Regions from separate parts of the Homo sapiens genome. Here region 1 is linked to region 2. A link is a loop called in an ENCODE intact Hi-C map of the cell type or tissue named here. Cell type or tissue: K562. All regions are shown on one strand. Each heading gives the region's core, and the rest is flanking DNA. Links, peaks and the distances in the headings are about the cores only.

Region 1 (11,494 bases), core at 1,970-9,969, 250 kb before region 2:
GGAGCCAAATGGAGTTCGTCCAGCTTTCTCAGCTAAGGGACAGCCTATTCATGTGGAAATAAGGCTAGGTGATTAACGGAGAGTCTAAAAACAACGTTAGGTATTACATTCCCCACTTGTGTTTTTGGGGAATCAAATCGTTGATTCCTCAGTTATAATAAGGGGGTCATATTGAGTTCTAAGATACATAAATTTGACAGAAGCTATGCGTTGTTTTACAAAGTTAAGAAACTAATTTAATATACACGGCCTGAAAATTAAGCTTAATAGTAGGATGAGGAGGGGTCCAACTAACCTAGTGACTAGAGTAGTTAGCCATGGATTCCAGTTAAACATGCTTTGATACCAGGGGATGTTATTTTCTCTTTCTTGTTGGCATCTATCTAGATTTTCTCGAACCTTTTGGAGAGTATCTTTTATGACTCCAGACTGATTGGCATAGAAGCAACAACTTTCTCCTAGAGCTGCGCATAAACCTCCTTGAGAGAGGAATAGTAGATCTAAGCCTCAGCGGTTTTGAAGAACTACTTCAGCTAGAGACTCTACCTGGGAATGTAACAAATCTACGACAGACTGGAGGTTACTTAAATTAGCATCTACCTGTTGAGATAGGGCCATTATTCCAGTTTCTCCTTGAACTAGGGCTGCTGATCTGGCTATGCTAAGGCTGGCCAAGAAGGGAACTAGGAGCAGGGCAGCTAGCGAAACCTGGGATCTAACTCAGGGGGAGAAATGAGAAGTTGTCCTTCTGGTCCACTGTACACGTATACCCAGGGAAGTACATGAACTTACATGCACAGGAGAGGTCCTGGTTCAGTTCCATTAATGCAGTGAGTGAGACTTGAAGTGCAGGCCAACCAGGTATTGTTAGGCACTTGGTAAGAGACTGAGGTGCTTATGGAAGTAAGCAGGGACTGATTACAAGTAGTCTGAAAGGGAGAAGCAGATAAGTTATACCCGGTACTAATTAGACAAGAAGCGTTTCCAGACACATCCCTTAGTGTGAGGGCACAGGGTCGTGCACGACAAGATAAAGGGCCACTTTTAAGTGTGGCCTCTACTCCTAAGCCTACATAATAAGGGGGTTTTGCTTTTAGACATAGCCAACAATCTTGGGCTAGTTTAGGCTGGGTGAGGTTAAGAAGGTGATGTACCCTGCCTAGTATGGACATCAGGCTGTGTTGAAGATATTGTTGCTGCAGCTGGGGTTTAGGAACTAGGAATGGTGGCGGAACAGTTAAATCGACCTTGTCAGGGTGTTTTTGGAACATAGGGTCGCCTAGATCAGTTAAAGGCCTGATTGGCTTGGGTGGGCTCCATGAGACCAGGATTTTCTTCTGGATGGCGAACATAGTCTTAACATCAAATCCTGGGATATAAAGCCTTAATCCTTATGACATGCCATAATACCATCGAGCTGAATTAGGGTCATGGACAGTTATAGTAAGAGGATTACAATTTTTTCTAGTACACAATCTAGGATGGGAAGCACGACTTATGGAAAGAGTTGAAGATCCGGTTGATCTCCCAGAGTTAAGTGTCTAAAGTTACACGTGTCCAATCAGGGCAGAAAAACTGGTAAATATCTCAACAGCTAGAGTCAGGGTGATTTCCAGGACAGAGGTAAAAGTCAACATTCTGAAGTCCTTTTTCCGCACCTTTGGAGCTCCCACATCCAGTCTGGCTCCCGGAGTGTCCAAATCCTGCCAAAAGGTCAACGCTTCCTGCCCCCTTGACTGTCAGATTGTGTTACTCTTTGTAGGTACGGGCTGGTTCTGGGAACAGTGCACATAAATCAACTGCAAAGGAGACTTCCTTGGAGGTTCCTGCCCTCCAAGTACTGTTTGCGAATATACGTCTTGTCATGAAATAGGTGAGAAGAAGGGAATAGGAAGGTGCAGAGGACATGACAGGCAAAAACCAAAAAGAGAAGTAAATAAAAAGAATTAATCTAATGGCTTCACCCGACTTAGGCACAGTTTTAAGGGGCCTGACCCAGGCTTGGGGACCTATGTTTCTTGCTGGGCTTTGTTGGCCTTTTTGATGCGGGAGTGACGAATCCAAGCAGGAATGCCATCCACCTTCAGAGCTGTTGGCATGGTGAGGATGACAGTATGAGGTCCTATGTAAGCAGGAGTGAGTCCTTCTCTCTGGAACTTTTTAACAAACACCAGGTCACCTGGCTGGAATGAGTGGCAGGGCCCCATCTGGTCAGGAACCGGATTGGGATGGGCTCCTCGGAAAAGTGGCTGGATGATATCTTGTACCTGTTGGAGAGACTTTAGCTACTGTAATAAATTAGCTTGTGATATTTCTGCCAAATTGGTATCCCTTAGCTTAGGCAAGATAGGTGGAGCCTTCCTATACATGATTTCAAAATGTGAAAACCTAGCCCAGTAAGGAGTGCACCTTACTCTAAGAAAGGCTAAAGGAAGGAGCCTTACTCAGTTCTCACCGGTCTCTAAGATTAACTTTGTAAGAGTGCTTTTTAGGGTGCGGTTCATGCGTTCTACCTGCCCAGAGCTCTGGGGTCGATAGGCACAATGGAGCTTCCATTGAATGTGTAATGCCTTACTGACTGACTGAGCTATGGACGAGGTGAAGGCCAGTCCGTTATCAGACCCTATGGCAGCAGGCAGCCCATGTCGAGGGATGATTTCATTGAGTAAAAACCTAACTACCATGGTGGCAGTCTCATTCTTGGTGGCAAATGCCTCAGTCCATACGGAGAAGGTGTCTACTAGTACTAGAAGGTATTTGTACCTAGCCCGGTGTGGTTTTATTTCTGTAAAGTCAACTTCCCACCTTTCTCCTGGCAAGTTTCCTCAAAGACGGTGGCCTGGGCTGGGTTTAGCACCTTGCTTGGCGTTTACCTGGGCACAAGTTGTACACCGGAGAGCTGCTTGATCTGCTAAGCTTTGAAGATAGGGAATCTTAAAATGGCTCTAGAGGAGCCGGGCCAGTTTTGCTCCTCCTAAATGGGTGGTAGAATGCAGGCGACTGATTAAAGTTTCCCCGAGAGAGCTCGGGGTATGAAGATTCTGGAGTCAGGAAGAATCCACCAACCTTCCTGATTTTTATTGGCCCTGAGATCTGAAGCTAGTTTTTTTTCTTCCGTTGAGTACGCGGGATTGTAGGGCAGATCTGGCTGTGGAAAGGAGACTGTGGGTAATAAGTTTAGAGGCATGACTGGAAGTCTGGCTGCATCCCGGGCCGCTGAGTCAGCTTTCTGGTTACCACGGGCAATGGCCGTGTTTTCTCCTGGATGTCCTTTGCAGTGGATTACAGCCACCTGCTGAGGGAGCCATACGGCTTCAAGCAGGGCTAGAATTTCTTCTTTGTTTTTGATAGTCTTTCCTGCTGAGGTGCCCACGCTCCTGATAGATGGCTCCATGTACATGTACAGTAGTTAAAGCATACCTGCTGTCAGTGTAAATGTTAATAAGTTTATCCTTACCCCATCGGAGAGCCTGAGTGAGGGCGATCAATTCAGCTTTTTGTGCCGAGGTATTTGCCGGTAAAGCCTGGGCCCATAGCACATCTGTCTTTGTAGTAATGGCTGCACCAGCCTTTCGTACTCCCTGTTTTGAGAAAGCTGCTACCGCCTGTAAACATGGCGGCGTCCACCTTCTTTAGGGGCACATCTTGGAGATCAGGTGGGCCAGTTTCTGTAGTTTCTAACAGTTCCTGGCAGTCATGGACAGGTGTAGTGAAGTCTGGATCAGGGAGTAAAGTAGCTGGATTTAAACACCTTCTGGGAGAGAAAGTCAAACGAGGCTGATCTAACAGTAAACTCTGATACTGCAGGATGCGAGCATTTGACATCCATTTGCCAGAAGCACTTCGTAATAAAGTCTCTACGGCATGAGGAGCGGTAAAGGTTAAATTTTGACCTAGAGTTAACTTATCAGCCTCTTAGACTAGGCTTGCTGTTGCCACTATGACTCGCAGACAAGTTGGCCATCCAGAGGCCACAGGATCCAGCCTCTTAGACAAATAGGCCACTGGGCATCTCCAGGGTCCTAAAGTCTGAGTAAGCACCCCCTTAGCAACTCCCTGGCTTTCGTGGACAAACAGGTGAAACGGCTCTGGGATATTTGGGAGGGCTGGAGCAGGGGCTTCAGTTAATGCCTTTTTCAGATTTTGAAAAGCCTGTTCTTCTGTGTCCATCTAAACTAGCCGGCTATTCCCTCCTGTAGCAGTGTACAGGGGCTTCGCAATCTCCGCGAACCCCGACATCCATAGGCGACAGTATCCTACGGCCCCCAGGAATTCACGTACCTGTCTCTTGGTGGTGGGAGTGGGGATTCGTAGGATGGCTTCTTTCCGGGCACTGGTGAGTGCCCTTTTTCCTTGGCTTATGTCGTATCCTAGGTAGGACACTGTGGGAAGACAAAGCTGGACCTTCTTGGCTGAGACTCGATACCCGAGCTCCTGAAGGAGGTAAAGTAGGTCCCTAGTATGTTGCAGGCAACTGTCTTTAGTTTCAGTAGCTAATAAAAGGTTGTCCACCTACTGAAGAAGAGTACAGTTAAGGTGACTAGCTTGGAATGGTATAGGATCCTGCTGGAGGGCCTCTCCAAAAAGGGTGGGGGAATTTTTAAAACCTTGAGGTAACTGAGTCCAAGTCAATTGGGTAGTGTCTCCTGAGCTAGGATCTGTCCATTCAAAAGCAAAGATCAGTTGGCTCTTGGGGGCCAGAGAAATAGCAAGGAAGGCATCCTTTAGGTCAAGGACAGTGTATATACTGTAAGTTCTGGCGGGAGCAGGTTGAGTAGAGTATAAGGATTGGGGACAGTTGGATGGACAGTAACAGTCTGTTTGTTAACTTCCCTTAAGTCCTGTACCGGCTGGTAATCATTCGTTCCGGGTTTCTGGACCGGCAAAAATGGAATATTCCAGGCGGACTGACACGGTGTGAGTATGCCAGCTTGTAACAGTCATTGAATATGGGGATTAATCTCCTGTCTAGCCTGCTGACTCATAGGATATTGCTTTACCTGGACAGGCAAGGCAGTGGCCAGGAGTTCTACAACCACTGGTGGATGGTGTTTAGCCAGTCCTGGGGGGTTTGACTGGCCCAAACTCTGGGAAAGAGTGTCTGTAAGTCCAACAGGAGAGGATTAGTATTATTTTCCAGTGGTTGTGATGGTGACACTAAAAGATTTTCCTCTGACAGAGGGGTAGTTAGCAGGAGTTGGGCAGTGGGGGGCGCTGTATTTCCTAGCATGACGTTAGCCTGCTGGGCTGAGAAGGAGATAGAGGCCTGTAACTTATGGAGCAGATCTCCTCCGAGGAGAGGAAAAGGACACTCTGGAACCACAAGAAATGACTGTCTCACTCTTTTCTGTCCCAAGCTCACTTCTCGTGAGTGTGTGACAGGATATTCCTGAATAGCTCCAGTAGACCTTTGTACAGCCACTCTTTTATTAGAGACACTGCCCAAGGGGGTCTGTAGTACCGAGTGCTCCGCCCCGGTAGCTACTAGGAAGCGTACAGGCTGGCCCCTCACTGTAGCGGTCACCGTGGGCTCCTGGGGGCCAAGAGAGAGGGAGTCCTGGCTCCATCAGTCATCAGACTCTTCCGTTGCGGGGAGGGTGAGGGCCTTTTTCTTTTCTGATTTTTCCTCTGGCCGTAGTGGGCATTCCTTTTTCCAGTGCCCAGTCTGCTTGCAATAAGCACATTTGTCCTTTTCTAGGGGAGCCTGTTCTCCTCTTTTGCCCTTCTGGTAGGGACCTGAGGTTCCCTGGCTATTCCTCTGTGATGGGGGCCTTCCCTTCTTGACCTCTCCGATGGCCGCAGCTAAGATTTTTGCTTGTCTTTTGTATGCTTTATCAGCTGCTGCCTGTGCTGTTTGTTTTCTTTTTTCAAACTCTCGATTGTCAAAAACTTTTTGGGCTATCTCTAAAAGCTGAGTGATATTCATCCCAGGAAATCCCTCCAGTTTTTGGAGTTTTCTTTTAATATCAGGGGCTGCCTGAGCCACAAATGCCAAATTAAGAGCACGGCTATTTTCGGGAGCCGCCGGGTCAAAAGAGGTGTAAGTCCGATAGGCCTCCTGGAGGCGTTCTAAAAACGCTCCCGGTGACTCATCAGGCCCTGTGCGACTTCAGTCATCTTAGACAAGTTTATGGGTTTCTGAGCAGCTCCTTTGATACCTGCAAGGAGATACCGGTGAAAATCGTCCAAAGCTTTCTTCCTACCCGAGGAATTCGTGTGCCAGTTAGGCCGGGTAGAGGGAAAGACCTCCTCAAGAAAGTCTCTAGCTTCCTCCTCTGGCCTATTGGCTGATGTGAGGAAATACTTTCTGGCCTCTCTTCGGATATGTTCCCTCTCTTCAGAGGTAAAAAGGGTCAAAAGGAGCTGCTGACAGTCATCCCAGGTGGGCCGATGGGTCCGGAGCACAGACTCCATCAGTGAGATCAAGACCTGGGGCTTTTCAGAGAAGGGAGGATTATGAGCCTTCCAGTTACAGAGGTCAGAAGGAGAAAAAGGGACATAAACCAAGAATGGGGCTGAGCGCTCATCACCCGGAGGGACTTGTGCTTCTTTCCGCGGTAGAGGGGGGGCTACTTCCTCCTGCCGCGGCCGCAATCGAGAGGCAATAGGCGGCGAGCCTACAGGGGATGTAGTCGAGGAGACAAGGGAAGATTCTAAGGGAGCAGGACGGTTATAAGGCGGCGGAACTGAGTGGGGGAGACTCTCCTCTTCTTCAGAGGGAGGCAGTACAGGGTGAGCCGAACAGACTGAGGGTCCAGGCGGAAGTGCGGTCTGGCTCAAAACGACCTTGGAGGCAGAATTATGAATGGCGCATGAGCGGAGCCATGGTGGGGAGCTTCTGACCAAACTCAGCCATTGATCAATGTGGGGAAACTGATCGGGGTGGCCGGGAGTTCCAGCAACAACCCGCCACACAGCCTGAACAATTGCTAGGTTCAGTGACCCTACTGGGGGCCATCCGACTCCAAACTTTGGCCATTCTACTTCGCAGAGTGTCCGGAGTTTGCCTTTTTAAAGGCGGACCCCATAATCCTCTGAGAAGCCTAGAGAAAAATTCTGCAGCATACATTGGAGGGGGCTCCAATCCTTACAGGGCCGGGAAGAGGAGTTTCCCATTTTTGGAGGCAGTTTGACAAGGTTTGAGCAGGGATATCAAACCCAGCACGGACAGAAAAACTCATTCCCTAGGGGGCTGGAGTATCGGAAGAACAGAATTAACATAACCAGAAGGAGCCGAAAGACAACAATAGCTCACACTACTTGCCACAGGACGGTTAACTAGCTTTAAGATTGAGGGAGGTCGGGCGCAGTGGCTCACGCCTGTAATCCCAGCACTTTGGGAGGCTGAGGCGGGCGAATCACGAGGTCAGGAGATCGAGACCATCCTGGCTAACACGGTGAAACCCCGTCTCTACTAAAAATACAAAAAATTAGCTGGGTGTGGTGACGGGTGTCTGTAGTCCCAGCTACTTGGGAGGCTGAGGCAGAAGAGTGGCCTGAACCTGGGAGGCGGAGCTTGCAGTGAGCTGAGATCGCGCCACTGCACTCCAGCCTGGGCGACAGAGAAGACTGTCTCAAAAAAAAAAAGAATAATTATCCAAGATTGAGGGAGGAGGACTAGAGGCCAACCTTAGGTCTCCTTGGCTGGATGGACCTAGGCGTCCTCCCTCTTTCCCTGGACCTGTAGCCTAAATACTTTTGGTGTCTCCACGACTCAAAGGCAAATAGCTCAAATTCGGCCTTTTCTTTTAAGAGTTTGAGGAGTGAGAGCAGAGCCAAGTCCTGGAGACGCTGAACTTGCTGTGACACGGGAAAACGAGATGTACGGGGTAAGTGGTAGGGATGAGGAGGAAAAAGGGCCACTCGGATCTTTCCTAGGGTAGGAGAGTAGCCACAGAGGAATAGAATAAGGGTTTAAACGAAGTAAAGTGGTACGGGCGTAGGTTTCTCTGCACAGTGCCGTATTTAAGGGCACAGAAAAAGTTACGGGATGACAAAAGAGGTGAGCAAGGAGGTCTGCAGGGTGGCTATTTTGAACCTACCACCGGTTTAGTCTGGAGGTGGCCCAGTCACTTGGACATGGGGTATGACAATCTAAATGCCAGCAATCTTCATGGTGCCAGAAATCCCAAACAGGCGAATGTTCCTCACACTCGTTCCCGTTCCCGTAACAACACCTGATTTGTTTCTGACAGAAAAGGCAGGACTGGGATGGCCAGCCTAAGCGATTGATGAGAAATTTAACCTCCTGTGATAAAAAATCAACACTAAAGACCTTGAAGAAGTTCCTGCCCAGACGTCTTGGGCAGTATCGATGACCTGACATACGAAACTTTGACAACCACTAAACAGGACAATAGACACCGAGCAGGACAACAAACACAAAACAAACAATAGACCCTTGGGTATATAAACAATTATGGTAGGTTTTTATTAGACAGACAAGGGGAGGGGGTCCCATGATGGGATCAGTCAGATGCCTGCCTGGCCGCTCCCCCTGAGGGGACTTGGGCTTCTCTTAGCATTGGCAGGCAGGTATAAACCCCCGGCTCGGATGGAGCTATGCCCGATGCTGCCTTAAGCCTTATGAGGTCGCCACGGAACGGCAGGTGAGGGCCCACTCGAACTCCGTAGCTTTCGCCGTGGAGCTACAAACTGGGGATCCAGAGGCAGGCCCCTGGACTCCTCAGTCGTGCACACATTCACAAAGAGTTTATAACAATTTTTGTTATTTCCCGTTCTAAACAAAGGTCCCAGAAGACCTGAACGAGAGGAGGAGAAGAGATAGAGCAAGGGGGAGAGAAAGAAAAAGAGGAGGAGAGAGTGAGAGACTAGTCTTAATGGAGAGGCCGGCCTGCCAGAAACCAGGGCTCTATCCTCCAGCGTCCTGGAGTATGGATAGAGTCAAAGAGAGGGACACCGTCGTCAGGGCTGCCTCCCTCTCACCAAACCAGAACCAAAAGGCGCCTAACAGAAAAACCAGGGCTCTGTCCTCCAGCGCCCTGGAAAAGCGGGCAGTGTCAAAGACAGGGATGCCCTCGTCAGGGCTGCCTCCCTCTCACCAAACAGAAGTCAAATCTAACTTACCTGACCCCGGGGTCAGAAGCTGAGGACTCAGAGGTTGAATTTTGTGGGCACACACACACGGTAGTCGATCCGCTGTCCTCCGGAAGACGGTCGCCTTTCGGGGACCTGGAAAATTTTTTTTCAGGTGGCTCCTCGCCTATAAGCCGGCCGTCCCTCCGGGGGAGCCCGGAGCTAGCCCGGCTCTCGCCCAGTGGCGAATATATCTCGCTGGGGCTTCCAAATGTTGTACCCGAGCGAGTTAGAGAAACGCCACACTTCGAGACGAATTTAAGAGTCCTTCATTAGCCGGCGACCGACAGACGACTAACGCTCGAAATTCTCTCGGCCCCGAGGAAGGGGCTTGATTTTCCTTTATACTTTGGTTTAGAAAGGGGAGGGGGAGCTTAGTTGCAGCAATTCTACAGAAGTAAAAGCATGCAAAAAAATTAAAAAGACAAATGGTTACAAGGAAACAAACAGTTCCAGGTGCAGGGGCTCTAAATCTATCATAAGGCGTTAGGTATGGGGGCTCTCCCGGACACAAACTCAAAGCTTTATGGTGTTATCTCTTGAGCGAAATCCTGGTAACTTCGTAAATTGCTTGCTTCAGTACCTTATCAGTTAATTGGACTCTTTGATATGTAAGAGTCAGCTTACACAAGTTAACTGCTTGAGGAAGGGGGTGGGTAAGGAGTCTTTGACGTCTTGTAAATGAAGGAGCCAAAAGGAGTACTTCCGGCTTTCTCAGCTAAGGAAGAGCCTATTCATGTGGAAACAAGGCTAGGCGATTAAGGGAGAGTCTAAAAACAAGGTTAGGTACTACAAAGTCGCGGTAAAATCGGTGTTAACTACGTGTGCAGCCACCTTTTCCTTAGTGCTATTCCTGAAGGAAATAATGTATACAGTGATCTATTTCCAAGACAAAGTGCCTTAAATTGGCTTAGGTCAGCAAAGTACAGAAGAAACAGGGTATACTAGGTCCCTGCTTGGATAGCGGATGCCTGCTTGTCGCCCCCCTCTTTCCTCCCCCTTCCCATCCCCCATCCTTGGTGGCCTTCACCCAAACAAAAACAGTTTAGTCTAAGATATAAGTTTACTAGTCTGCAAAATAGCTCACTTTGTCTGTTCTTATCAGCCTGCCCAGCTACTTAGGTCATAAGTCAAACACTTAAAGAGCCCTTGAGCTAACCAGGATTGCAATGCATTGTGGGCTGCAACAAAATGCAGCAAGACAACCCTAAAAAAGAGACACCTAAAGCCTTTGCCTAACAATCAGTAGGCAAACGCCGAGAAAATTGTAACCCCATAGCACTCAGCCTATGAGGAACCTGGGGAGGGACTTGCGCACTAGGGGACAAATTGCTTGTTGAAACTGTTCTGGGTGTGCCTGCACGCCAGACACCCGATCTTGATCTCTCAAGACCGTCATTAAAAGTCTCACTTTCGCTGTTCTCCGGGTCTCTGAGTCCATTCTTTGGGTTTAGATGGATGAGTTTATTTTCTCACATAACAGCTGCAGAGGTGGTACAGGTGAATCCCTCTCAAGTCAAGTGGGTTAACCTCAAAATTGACTTAAGGGGTGGTTTGTGATCGCCTGGTAGATGGTGGACGGTTACAGCTTTTAGAAAGTGAGTAAAAGAGATGATGCATACAGAAGCCCCACTGGGTTGCTTAGCTTCTGCACATGGAGAAAGAGGCTGCTTTTCTGCCTTCTAGGTGTTTAGTAACTTAATTTTTAATCCTTTGATGAAATAGAGTGGAAAATAAAAGGAGATTTTCTTTTAACAAAATAGTGTTAAGATGCTTGCCAAGTATCCCCCTGTGAATTTCTGCTTAGCACTGTGATATCAGAATTAGAAATTGTGCAGGGTTCTAATCTGGAGATATGGGATGTTCAGTAGCTAAGAAGGAAGTTATTCCTTGAAAGTAAGTACAGTGAGGTAGAAAAGGATCCATTGGGATTGGGAGAATAAAAGTTCATTATTTTTATTTATTAAAAAAAACAAAACAAAACAAAGAAATGAGGTTTTGGCTGGGTGCAGTGGCTCACGCCTGTAATCCCGGCACTTTGGGAGGCCAAGGTGGGCAGATCACGAGGTCAGGAGATTGAGACCAGCTTGGCCAACATGGTGAAACCCCATCTCTACTAAAAATACAAAAAATTAGCCAGGCGAGGTGGCAAGTGCCTGTATTTCCAGCTATTCAGGAGGCTGAGGCAGGAGAATTGCTTGAACCCAGAAGGCGGAGCTTGCAGTGAGCCAAGATCGCTCCACTGCAGTCCAGCCTGGGCAACAGAGTGAGACTTCATCTCAAAAAAAAAAAAAAAAAAAAAAAAAAAAAAAAAAAAAAAAGAAAGAAAGAAAAAAGAAAAAAAAAAGAAGAAACGAGCTTCTACCCTAGATGGATCTTGGACTCTGGAGTTCAGAGA
Region 2 (11,494 bases), core at 2,031-10,030:
ACATATATTTTCTTTTTATGTTCTGTAAGGATTGGGATCCTTTTCATTTTATTAGACAGAAAAGGACAGTTAGCACTGTCATTGAACCCTCAACATGGTATGATCTCTTGAGAAGATTAAGCAGCCATTTGGTGGCAGATTGATCACTTTGAACCCTTTCTATTAATACCTTGCAGTGGGCAGAGACTCATCCTTATAGGGATTTGTATGTATTCCAGGTATAATTTTGCTTCCCTGTCTCCAATGCCCCTGCTAATACTACCCAAGGACTCACAATGTCTGATGTACTGACATGGAACCTTGCCTTACATCTCAGACCAAGGGACTCACTTTACTGTGAAGGATGTGTTACAAAGGGCACATGATCATGGGATCTACTGGTCCTACCTTATTCTATATTACACAGAAATGGCAGCCTGTTTTTCCCCAGCTTTGCCAACATAATAATTAGCAAAACTTTTTAATTATATGATAATATATTTCAGGAAGAAAACACTGACAACCGTGAAATTCAAACTAGATAGTAGAGAAACTGGAATTGGGGAGACCAGTTAGAAAGCGGTTTGGAAACAAAGATACACATGAGTTTTAAAGCTGTGGGCTAATGTAGATGTTGATGTGATTATAAGTCTCTGTTAAAAGAGTTAGGGTGAGGTTTGAGGTGGTTTTAGATTATTATTTTTGCTAAAGAACCCAGAAATGACTAAGTTTATCCCTGTCAATCACTTCTGACACTCTACTCATATCATGTTCCTAAGGAAGTTGAACAAAAGGAGCGATAGCCAAATGGGACTAACTATAATAGCTAATATTTATTGAGTACTTATTAATACTGTACTAAAGATATTGTGTGCTACATTTTACTTAATATTCTATGGGGCAATAAGCAGAACTATTCAGAAATGATCCTGGGATCTCACTCTAGATTGCCCAGGAAATGTGCTAGCTACAACTGGAGTTTCCCGTTCCTCTTGGAAAGAGGGGCTGCACCTACGTATAGCTTTGCATGAGACCAGCTGCTTACACTTTCTAACACGAAGGGGCTGCAACTGTCCATAGGATGCATGGTCTCCAGGTGTTGGGCATCTGGTCCTCAGATGCTTCCTCAGCTCTGCTAGCATCTAAACCCAGACTGCCCGGCAATCAAGTAGTCTGCTTGTTGTCTTACTGAAAAGTGGTGTTCAAGTTTATCCTTGACAAGATAGAATAATTGGGTCAGGACCAGAGCCCCAACCTATTGCATGTGAAATGGCTTGTTCTTGCCCCTGGTTCACCTCTCCATGGGATTATGAGAGGATTGAGAACTCTATGCCTCTTGTGCCTGACTCTTGCTTTCTAAGTTTCCCCAGTAAATCTTATTCCCATTCCTTCGTTCATACTATGTGATGTTGTAGAATTTATTGCAAGGCCCATTGTACCACATCCTTGCAGCAAATTTATGACTCAGAAATTACTATTTCTATCTTAGAGATGAGGAATATGAGACAGAAAAAGTCACATAGCAGGTAGGTGGTAGGATTTGAAACCAAGTCATCTAGTTCCTGAGCCCATGATCTCAAAAACTTTGTTAAACTAAATGGAACTACTAATTTATAAAGAGCTAAGTGAGTGCTCAGATAATCAAATAATCACCCATGGAGAAGTTCAAATCTCTTGCAGAAGTTCAGATCTCTGTTGGAGCATGTAGCCTAGATTTAACCTCCAGTGGTGCCTTTAACTTTGTCCTAAGTCTTAGGCTTGTGTCAACTGCTGGCCAGCTACATGGAGGAAATAAGTTGAGAAAAAGCAGGAAGCAACATGGCTGGGTCTACAGAGAAGATCCAAGTTTAGCTGTCTCATGCTCTTTGGGCCCAGAGGAGAGGAAAAGCAAGACAAAGTCTTAAACTTTCCACCAGATATCAAGACCTTGTTGATGTCCTAGAACATGACCAATCAGATTAATGATGGCTCTACCTGGGAAGAGTAGCTGAGAAAGGATTAAGTTGAGGCAGGCCTGGTGTGGGCAGATGTTGTTGAATGTTTCCCACTACCCCTTCCAGCCCACTGGAAGAATGGGTTTTTTAAAAAAACATACACTCAAGATGAGCTCTATTAGTCATTTCCTCATCTCACTTATTATTCCAGTTAAACCAAGGCTGAAGGACAGAAAGATCACAAACTTATTAATCTCTGGACAAACCTAGCTCAGGGCCAGAATCAGGAGGGTGAATCTCAGGAGGCTGTAACCCAACTGATTGCAAATAGGATTTTGGAATAACAGTTTCTGAGGTGTCACAAAGAACTGTCAGCCCTTGTGTCTGTTCTCTAATAGAATTTTTACTTTCTTCTATGATCCCAAATTTCATAAACTCATACTATAACTAGGAAGTAGGCAGAAATGTCCTTTTGATGAACCAAATAATCAGAAACTTTTCTAATAATCCTCTTTGTGTATTTTTCCAGCCACAGAACTGAGTCATTCATTACCCAAAGCTAAACCCTGCCTACATGGTAACGCTTTTGTAAATGGGATTCTTTCTCTCTGACATCCCTTTTTCCTGCAGTCCCTTATACCCTCTCAATACCAGTGTGGCTCAAGGGGCCTTCAGTTCTGTCCTAATTCAGTCTCACATTCAAGCTGCACCTCCTTAGGCACCAGAATGCGAGAGAAGGTTGTTCCTTCAGGGAATATTTTCTTTTGGCAGGGCCATGTCACTGAGTCAGGCTTACTAATTATGTCCCAAGGTGGGCTCAGCCTCTGGCCCTTCAAGGAGCTTAGAGAGCTCTGGAGAGCTAAAGGACGCAATTCCACTCAGTTCCCCTAGGGACTTGTTTTGTTACGACCCTGTAGCGGTTGCCGCCAGCCTCCCGTCCCCGGACAGCGCGCCTCTTTCCTCCGCGCGGAATCTCGCCTTGCCGAGAGGTGACAGCGTGGTGCCAGGCCTCGCTCGCTCTCCGCGCCTCCTCGGCCTCGGCGCCCACTCTGGCCGCGCTCGAGGAGCCCTTCAGCTTGCCGCTGCACTGTGGGAACCCCTCTCTGGGCTGGCGAGGCCGGCTCCCTGTTTGCGGGGAGGTGTGGAGGAAGAGGCGGGAACTCTCTTGCGGGCCAGTGCGAGTTCCGGGTGGGCGCGGGTTCCGGGGGCCCCACACTCGGAGCGGCCGGCCGGCGCCACCGCTCCGGGCAGTGAGGGGTTTAGCACCCGGGCCAGCAGCTACGGAGGGGGCGCTGGGTCCCCTACCGCTGCCGGCCCACCCGCGCCGCGCTCGCGTGCTTCAGCCGCCTCCTCGCGGGGCAGGGCTTGGGACCTGCAACCTGCCATGCCCGAGAATTCGCGGTGGGCTCCTGCGCCGCCGGAGCCTCCCCGACGATTGCCGCCCCCTGCTTCACGGCTTCCCGTCCCATCCACCGCCCAAGGGCTGAGAAGTGCGGGCGCACGGCGCGCGGGACTGGCGGGCAGCTCCGCCTGCGGCCCGGGTGCAGGATCCACCAGGTGAAGCCAGCTGGACTCCTGAGTCTAGTGGCGACTTGGAGAACCTTTATGTCTAGCTAAGGGATTGTAAATATACCAATTAGCACTCTGTATCTAGCTAAACTGGTGGGGACTTGGAGAACCTTTATGTCTAGCTAAGGGATTGTAAATACAGCAATCAGCACTCTGTGTCTAGCTCAAGGTTTGTAAACAAACCAATCAGCACTCTGTGTCTAGCTAATCTGGTGGGGACTTGGAGAACCTTTATGTCTATCTAAGGGATTGTAAATACACCAGTCAGCACTCTGTGTCTAGCTCAAGGTTTGTAAATACACCAATCAGCACTCTGTGCCTAGCTCAAGGTTTGTAAATGCACCAATCAGTGCTCTGTGTCTAGCTAATCTAGTGGGGACTTCGAGAACTTTTGTGTCTAGCTCAGGGATTGTAAACACACCAATCAGCACCCTGTCAAAACGGACCAATCGGCTCTCTGTAAAATGGACCAATCAGCAGGATGTGGGTGGGGCCAGATAAGGGAATAAAAGCAGGTTACCGGAGTTGGCCATTGTAATTTGTTTTGTCCTGTTTCACATTGTGGTGGTTTTATTTTTTACTATTAGCTGCTTGGATCTGCATTTTGTTTTGTGAGGTGTAACACTGTGAGGGCCTGTAGTTTCACTCTTGAGGTCAGCGAGGCCACGAACCCACCTGGAAAAACAAACAGTTCCAGATATGCCGCCTTAAGAGCTGTAACACTCATTGTAGAGGTCTGCGGTTTCACTTCTGAAGCTAGCTAGTCGACGAACCCACCAAAAGGAACAAACTCCAAACACGTCTGACTATCAGAAGGAACAAACTCCAGACACGTTTTTTAGAACTAACACCCTGAGGGTCTGCAGCTTCATTCTAGAATCATGCCAAGAACTCACAAATTTCTGACACATTGCTTTTCCGCAGGAGGTTGCGGGAAGACGTACAAGGAAGGGTCGGGATGGTGCTTGAGGTGGTCAGAGCCACACCCAGGGCTGCATTCTCATCAGAGACACCTCTAAGTTACTGCGAAGTCGGAGACACCAGAAAGGAAGACTCCAACGTATTCCGAGAGGAGTGGAGGCAAATGGGATAGACTAGCCCTCCCGCCCGGGATCCCGCGTCTCGGGGAACGGAGACCCGGGCACACGCCACTTGCTTGCTGGGAGGTTCCTTACAAGTTACATAGAGGGGGAGCTTTTCCTGGCCAAACGTGGGTTATTCTCGTTCTCCCTTCCCCACACTGTCGCAGAGGAGGAAGACGTCTTGGTCGCCGTTAAGAGCTAAAACGAACGCCAAGGCTCTAAGTGGCCCTGGGGTCCAGGCTCGCCGGAGGCACCAGCGTGTGCAGGCCCGGAGCGCCGTCTTCTGGGCGAGGAGTGTCATTAGTAACACTTTATGTTGCGGATAGGTGAAAGAAAAACTGACGCTTCGGAGATGGGGTTGCCCAAAGAGGAAGAGAGAACAGCGATTAGGGCCTTAAACCTCACACCCGAACAAATTCGGCCGGAGTTACTGAGCGGCAGGCTCTCTGATGGAGATGGGTGCTTTCAGACTTAAGACGTGAAAACAAAGATCAGCCACTCATGAACGAACTCAAGGCTCACTGAGATGCAACTGCCATGAAGAAGTGGGTGCAGGGTGAGAGGTCTGTCTACCTCCTTAGAAGGACCACTGTGGCTTGTGCAGAGATCCGAAGTTTGTTCTCATTACAATGGGGACGGTGAGTGCTAGTAATGTGGACCATTTTTCAATAGCGCCACCTTGTGGCAGTGACAAAATGGCCGTAGTGGACTTGGGCTCAGGTGCTTTCTTGAGTGTGCAAACTGGTAAGAACTAATTTTTTGAATCAGATTTGGGGATTATTCAGGCAGAAGGGGATCCCTAAATGGAAACACTGACATTTTAATACTGCAAGTGGGGGATGATGAACAGACAAATAACAAGCAATGGGGGGCCACATTTGTGTTCAGAATTCATGGAACTTTTTTTTTTGATTTTTCTATTTCTCATTTTTTTAATGTATGTATTTTGAGGGTACATGTAATATTTTGATACATAACGTATAAAGGTCAAAGATAAGGATAATTTGTGTGTGTGTGTATATATATGTATAAACTTAAATGTCCTTTTTGCTTGGAACGTTCAAATTTTTTTCTAGTTATATCTAAATATATATCAAGCAATCTTTTAGATATTTTGAAATGTCTAACATTATTTTGAGACAGAGTCTAGCACTGTCACCCAGGCTGGAGTGCAATGGCGTGATCTCGACTCACTGCAACCGCTGCCTCCTGGGTTCAAGCGATTCTCCTGCCTCAGCCTCCCAAGTAGCTGGGATTACAGGCATACGCCATCACACCGGGCCAATTTTTATATTTTTAGTAGAGGCGGGGTTTCACCATGTTGGTCAGGCTGGTCTTGAACTCCTGACCTCGTGATCGGCCACCTCTGCCTCCCAAAGTGCTGGGATTACAGGCGTGAGCCACCGCGCCCAGCCAGAAGTGTCTAATAGATTATAGTCACCCTACTGATCTATTGAACTCTGGTTGTCTTTCTTCTACCTAATTGTATACTTATACCGTTTAACCAACCTCTCTTTATCCCACGTCTTCCCTCCTCTTTCCAGGCCCTGATAACCACCATTGTACTCCCTAGCTTCATGAGATCTTCTGTTTTAGCTCCCACATAGGAGTGAGAACATGCAGTATTCATGAATCACACTCATCATGAGCGATCTTCTTGGTTGTTGAATTGGGGTTGCTAGTTATTTTGAGAATTTTTGTATCTATGTTCATCAGGGATTTTGGCCTGTAGTTTTGTTTTTGATTTGATTTCTGACACAGATTTTGCTGTATCCTTGTCTGGTTTTCACATCAGGGCAATGCTGGCCTTGTAGAATGAGTTTAGAGGAATACCCTCCTCTTCAATTTTTTTTAAAAGAGTTTGAGTAGAATTGGTATCAGTTCTCTAAATATTTGCTAGAATTCAGCAGTGAGGCCATAATGTCCTGGGCTTTTCTTTGATGAGAGACTTTATTAAGGCTTCAATTTCATTACTCATTATTGGTTTGTTAGGGTTTCTATTCATGGTTCAATCTTAGTACGTTGTATATGTTTAATAATTTATCCATTTTTTCTATGTTTTCCAATTTGTTGGTGTATAGTTGTTCATATTCTCTGATTCTTTGTATTTTTGTGGTCTGTTATATCTCTTTTTTTTTCTTTCTGATTGATTTATTTGGGTTTCTCTTTTTTAGTCTAGGGAAAGGTTTGTTAATTTTGTCTATCTTCAAAAAATCAACTTTTCATTTCATTGATCAAATGTATTTATGTTTTAGTTTCAATTTCATTTATGTCTGTTCTGATATTTATTTCTTTCTACTAATTTTGGATTTGGTTCATCCTTGCTTTTTTGAGTTCCTTGAGATCCATTTTTAGGTTGATTATTTGAAGTCTTTTCCCTTTTTTGATGTAGGTGTTTATTGCTATAAAGTTATTGTTATGCTGTATTCTGTAGGCTTCGGTATGTTGTATATCTATTTTCACTAGTTTCATGAAATTTTTAAAATTTTCTTAGCTTATTCATTGACCCATTGGTTGTAGGAGCATGTTGATTTCCATGTGTTTGTATAGTTTCCAAGGTTCCTCTTGTTGATTTCTGGTTTTATTCCATTGTGATCAGAAAAGATACTTGATATAATTTTTACTTTTTTGAATTTGCTGAGACTTCTTTTGTGACTTAAGATATGGTCTGTTCTGGAGAATGTGCCATGTGCAAGTGAAAAGAATGTGTACTCTGTAGCAGCTGGGTGAAATGTTCTATAAATGTCAGGCCTACTTGGTCTAGTGTGTAGCTTAATTCCAATGTTTCTTTATTGATTTTCTCCCTGGATAATCTGTTACTGAAAGTGAGGTGTTGAAGTCCCTACTATTATTATATTGGAGCCTATCTCTCCCTTGAGATTTATTAATGTTTGTTTTACATATTTGGATGCTCTGGTGTTGGGTGCACAGATATTTATAATTTTTAATATCCTCTTGATGAATTGACCCCTTCATCATTATATAGTGACCTTTTGTCACTTTTTACATTCCTTGACTTGTAGTCTGTTTTATCTGATATAAGTATACCTAATCCTGTTCTCTTTGATTTCCACTTGCATGGAATATCTTTTTCCATAAATTCACTTTCAACTTATGTATGTCCCTATAGGCAAGGTGGGTTCTTGTAGCACCACATAGTTGGGTCTCGTCTCTTTACCCATTTAACTTCTATACATCTTTTAATTGGAGAATTTGGTCCATTTATATTCAGTGTTATTATTGATAAGTAAGGACTTATGACTGCCATTTTGTTGCTTGTTTTCTGGTTGTTTTGTAACGTCTTTCTTCCTTTATTCTTTTGCTACTGTATTTCTTTGTGGTTAAGTTATTTTCTCTGGTAGAATGCTTTAATTCACTGCCTTCTATTTTTAGTGTATTAATTACAGATTTTTGCATTGGGGTTACCATGAGGCTTACAAAACATATCTTATAGCTACTTTGTTTTATTATTACTTATTATTCTGATACAGGGTCTCTGTCACCCAGGCTGGAGTGCAGTGGTGAGATCTTGGCTTACTGCAGCCTCTACCTTATTGAACTCAGGCAATCCTCCTACCTCAGTCTCCTGAGTAGCTGATACCATAGACACATGCCACCATAGCCAGCTAAGTTTTGTATTTTTTGTAGAGATGAGGTTTTGCCATGTTGCCCAGAGTGGTTTTGAACTCCTGAGCTCAAGTGATTAGCTAGCCTTGGCCTCCCAAAGTGCTGGGATTACAGGCATGAGCCATGGCGCGCAGCTGATATTTTACAAAGATGACAACTTAACTTTGATCACAAAGAAAAGACTAGAAACAAACAAAAAAACTTAAATAACCCCCACAAAACCCTGCCCTTTAACTCTATACCCCTACATCTTGACTTTTTGTTGTCTCGGTTTACATATTTTTATATTGTCTATCTCTTAGCAGGTCACTGTAGCAATTATTGTTTTTGATAGGTTTGTCTTTTAGATTTCATACTACAGTTATAAATGGATTGCACACCACAATTAGAGTATTAGAGTATCCTGGGTATGTCTTGTACTTAATGTTACCAGTGGTTTTTTTCCTCAAATATTTTCTTTATGCATGTTAGCATCTTTTTCTCTTAGATTGAAGGACTTCATTTGCCATTTATTTTAAGATAGGCCTGGTGGTAGTGAATTCTCAGCTTTTGTTTGTCAAGGAAAGATTTTATGTCTTCTTCATGTTTGAAGAATAGCTTTTCTGGTACATTAATCTTGGATGGCGGTTTTATTTCTTTTAGCACTTTGAAAATGCCATCCCACATCTACCTGGCCTGTATAGTTTCCATTGAGGAGTCTGTTGCCAGAATAATTGGAGCTCTTTGTATGTTATTTACTTCTTTTCTCTTGCTGCTTTTATTTTTTATTTTATTTTATTTTTTTTGAGACTGAGTTTTACTCTTGTCACCCAGGCTGGAGTGCAATGGTGCTATCTCTGCTCACTGCAACCTCTGCCTCCCGGGTTCAAGCGATTCTCCTGCCTCAGCCTCCTGAGTAGCTAGGATTACAGGCACCCACTACCATGCCCCACTAATTACTGTATTTTTAGTGGAGACAGGGTTTCACCATGTTGGCCAGGCTGATCTCGAACTCCTGACCTCAGGTGATCCACCTGCCTTGGCCTCCCAAAGTGCTGGGATTATAGGCATGAGCCATGGTGCCCAGCCAACTTTTGTAATCCTCTTTGTCCTTGACCTTTGAGAATTTGATTATTGTATGTCTTGGGGTGGTCTTATTTGGGTTGAATCTGTTTCATGTTCTCTAATCTTGTACCTAGATACTTATATATTTCTTAAGTTTGGAAAGTTTTGAGTTATTTCTTTGGATAAGCTTTCTAATTTTTGCTCTTTCTGAATTCCCTCTTGAGCACCAATCATTCTTAGATTTGTCCTTTTGAGGTACTTTTCTATATTATTTAGGTGATCTTCATTCCTTTGTATTCGTTTCCCTTTTTTCTCCTCTAACTGTATTTTCAAATAGCCTGTCTGAGTTTACTAATTCCTTCCACTGTCTGATCCATTCTGCTGTCGAGAGTCTCTAATAAATTTTTCAGTTTGACAAGTATATTTCTCAGTTCCAAGATTTTTGTTTGATTTTAAAAAATTATTTTAATCTCTTTGTTAAATTTCTCTGATAAATTTTTGAATTGCTTTTGTGTGTTATCCTTGAGTTCACTGAGTTTCTTTAAAACTGCTATTTTGAATTCTTGGTGAGAGAGCTCACATACCACTGTCTTGCCTAGGGTAAGTCATTGGTTCCTTGCTTTGTCTGTTTGGGGAAGTCATGTATATTAGTCTGTTCTCACACTGCTATACAGAAACACATGAGACTGAGTAATTTATAAAGAAAAGAGGTTTACTTAGCTCATGGTTCTGCAGGCTGTACAGAAAGCATGACAGCATCTACTTTTTTTTCGCCCTCTTGGTCTTGCCTTCTTTCTGACATCACATGGAGTCTGCAGTCCAGGTTTTCCTTGGCCCTAGTAAATGACTGGAGCACTGCCGGACCCAAATGTAGAAGGTCTTACGGGGGATATCCCAATAGGGTGGGAAGTCTGGCTAGAATTTCGTGCTCAGGGAACCTGTGGAACATACCTCCTATGGTGTGTCGCTGCTGACCAGCTTCGCTGATTTGGCGTCTCCTTTGGCTGAGTTAAAGAAGAGTGTTTCTAGGGTTGGGGAAGGAAGTCCCACCTCCCCACTTTTTCTCTGGTTGTCTTTGGGAATATTTCTCCCTTTAAGTACTTAGGGACAGATCTCTTGCCAGGGAATCCAAGATGGTGGGGAAACTGGTTATCCACTTCAATCTCACTTTTTCCAGTGTAGAAACTGGCGGTGAGGTGGGGGAAGTTTTCCACATGCTTGGTGCTAGGCAGATTTGGGAGAGGGATGTCACGGATTTGGAAGTCTGATTCTTACAGCGTCTGCTTGAAGTTTTTTACTTCTTTGTTGCCACGGGCACTGTTCCATCTTCATATTTGAGTTCTGGGATATTGCTGGTGATAATCTCAGCACCGTGTATTTGTTGTAGGTTTTCTGTGGAGGAAAAATAAAGCCAGCTTCCTTATATGCAGCCATTTTGGAACCAAACTCTCACACATTCCATGGAACATTTCTAGCCAGCAAGGTACAATGACTAGCAAGGAAACAAACTTTTTTTTTCCTTCAGTATTTCAGTTGACTCACAAGAACATGAAATGTGACCTATCTTTTCATGTGGCCAACTTTAAATGTTAACTTAATATCTTAGATAAAAATAGTTTAAAATACACATCCATTTAAGTTAAAAAGAATAATTTAAAGTTTTATTATTCTTTGATAGTTTTTCTTTTGATGCTACACCTAGTGACTACCATATTTTAAAACAGACATGTTCTAATTGCTCTTGAATCTTCAACTCGAAAGAAACTATGGTTTTATAAATTAGTGATAACAGTGAGTGTCCTCTTTAAAAAATATCTGCCATTTCTGACAAATGACAAATAGCTGATATTATTTTTTCTTAAAAGGAACTCTATTCTTTTAACATACAGTCTCTCTTGTTTAATAAAACTGAAAGTAAAGAATAGATAGAAATAGTCCTACCTCAGTTCAGGTCAGGTTTTGTTGCCAACAGAGTTATGAAAACTTTTAGTTTTCTACCTGGGTGTGGTAGCTCTCACCAGTAATACCAGCTACTTGAGAGAACTGCTTGAGGCCAGGAGTTTGAGACCAGCTTGGGTAACATAGTGAGACCCTGTCTCAAAGAAAAAAAGGAAAGCTTTTAGTTTTCTGACCATTTTATTTTTGTTTATTTTAATTTTTTTATTTCAATAGGGTTTTGGAGGGACAGGTGGTGTTTCCTTACATGAATAAGTTCTTTAGTGGCGATTTCTGAGATTTTGGTGCACCCATCATTTGAGC

What was found. Peaks named below come from ENCODE experiments on the same cell type or tissue, not always from the same donor. Only the 100,000 strongest peaks of a DNase experiment are listed, where the experiment ranks them.
Region 1: it touches region 2 in a loop (10-fold over the local background); 3 of 110 quality-filtered maps call a loop at or near these places.

What each region holds. Positions count from the first base shown.
Region 1 is chr6:28,766,652-28,778,145 of GRCh38, forward strand. No RefSeq gene overlaps it. Among named protein-coding and RNA genes, the nearest start is that of TRF-GAA5-1, 8.0 kb to the left of the region's middle. RefSeq lists an enhancer at 9,299-9,870. In K562, for the core only: CTCF peaks have their summits at 3,279, 5,204 (motif pointing right) and 6,070; DNase peaks (open chromatin) are centred at 3,230, 5,220 and 6,090; H3K4me3 peaks cover 436 bases.
Region 2 is chr6:29,012,056-29,023,549 of GRCh38, forward strand. LOC105375002 (a long non-coding RNA gene) reads right to left here. Exons shown (of 4, transcript XR_926667.3): 3 at 11,177-11,327; 4 at 9,928-10,627. Among named protein-coding and RNA genes, the nearest start is that of ZNF311, 12 kb to the left of the region's middle. In K562, for the core only: CTCF peaks have their summits at 4,853 (motif pointing left) and 5,244 (motif pointing left); DNase peaks (open chromatin) are centred at 4,786 and 5,216; H3K4me3 peaks cover 787 bases.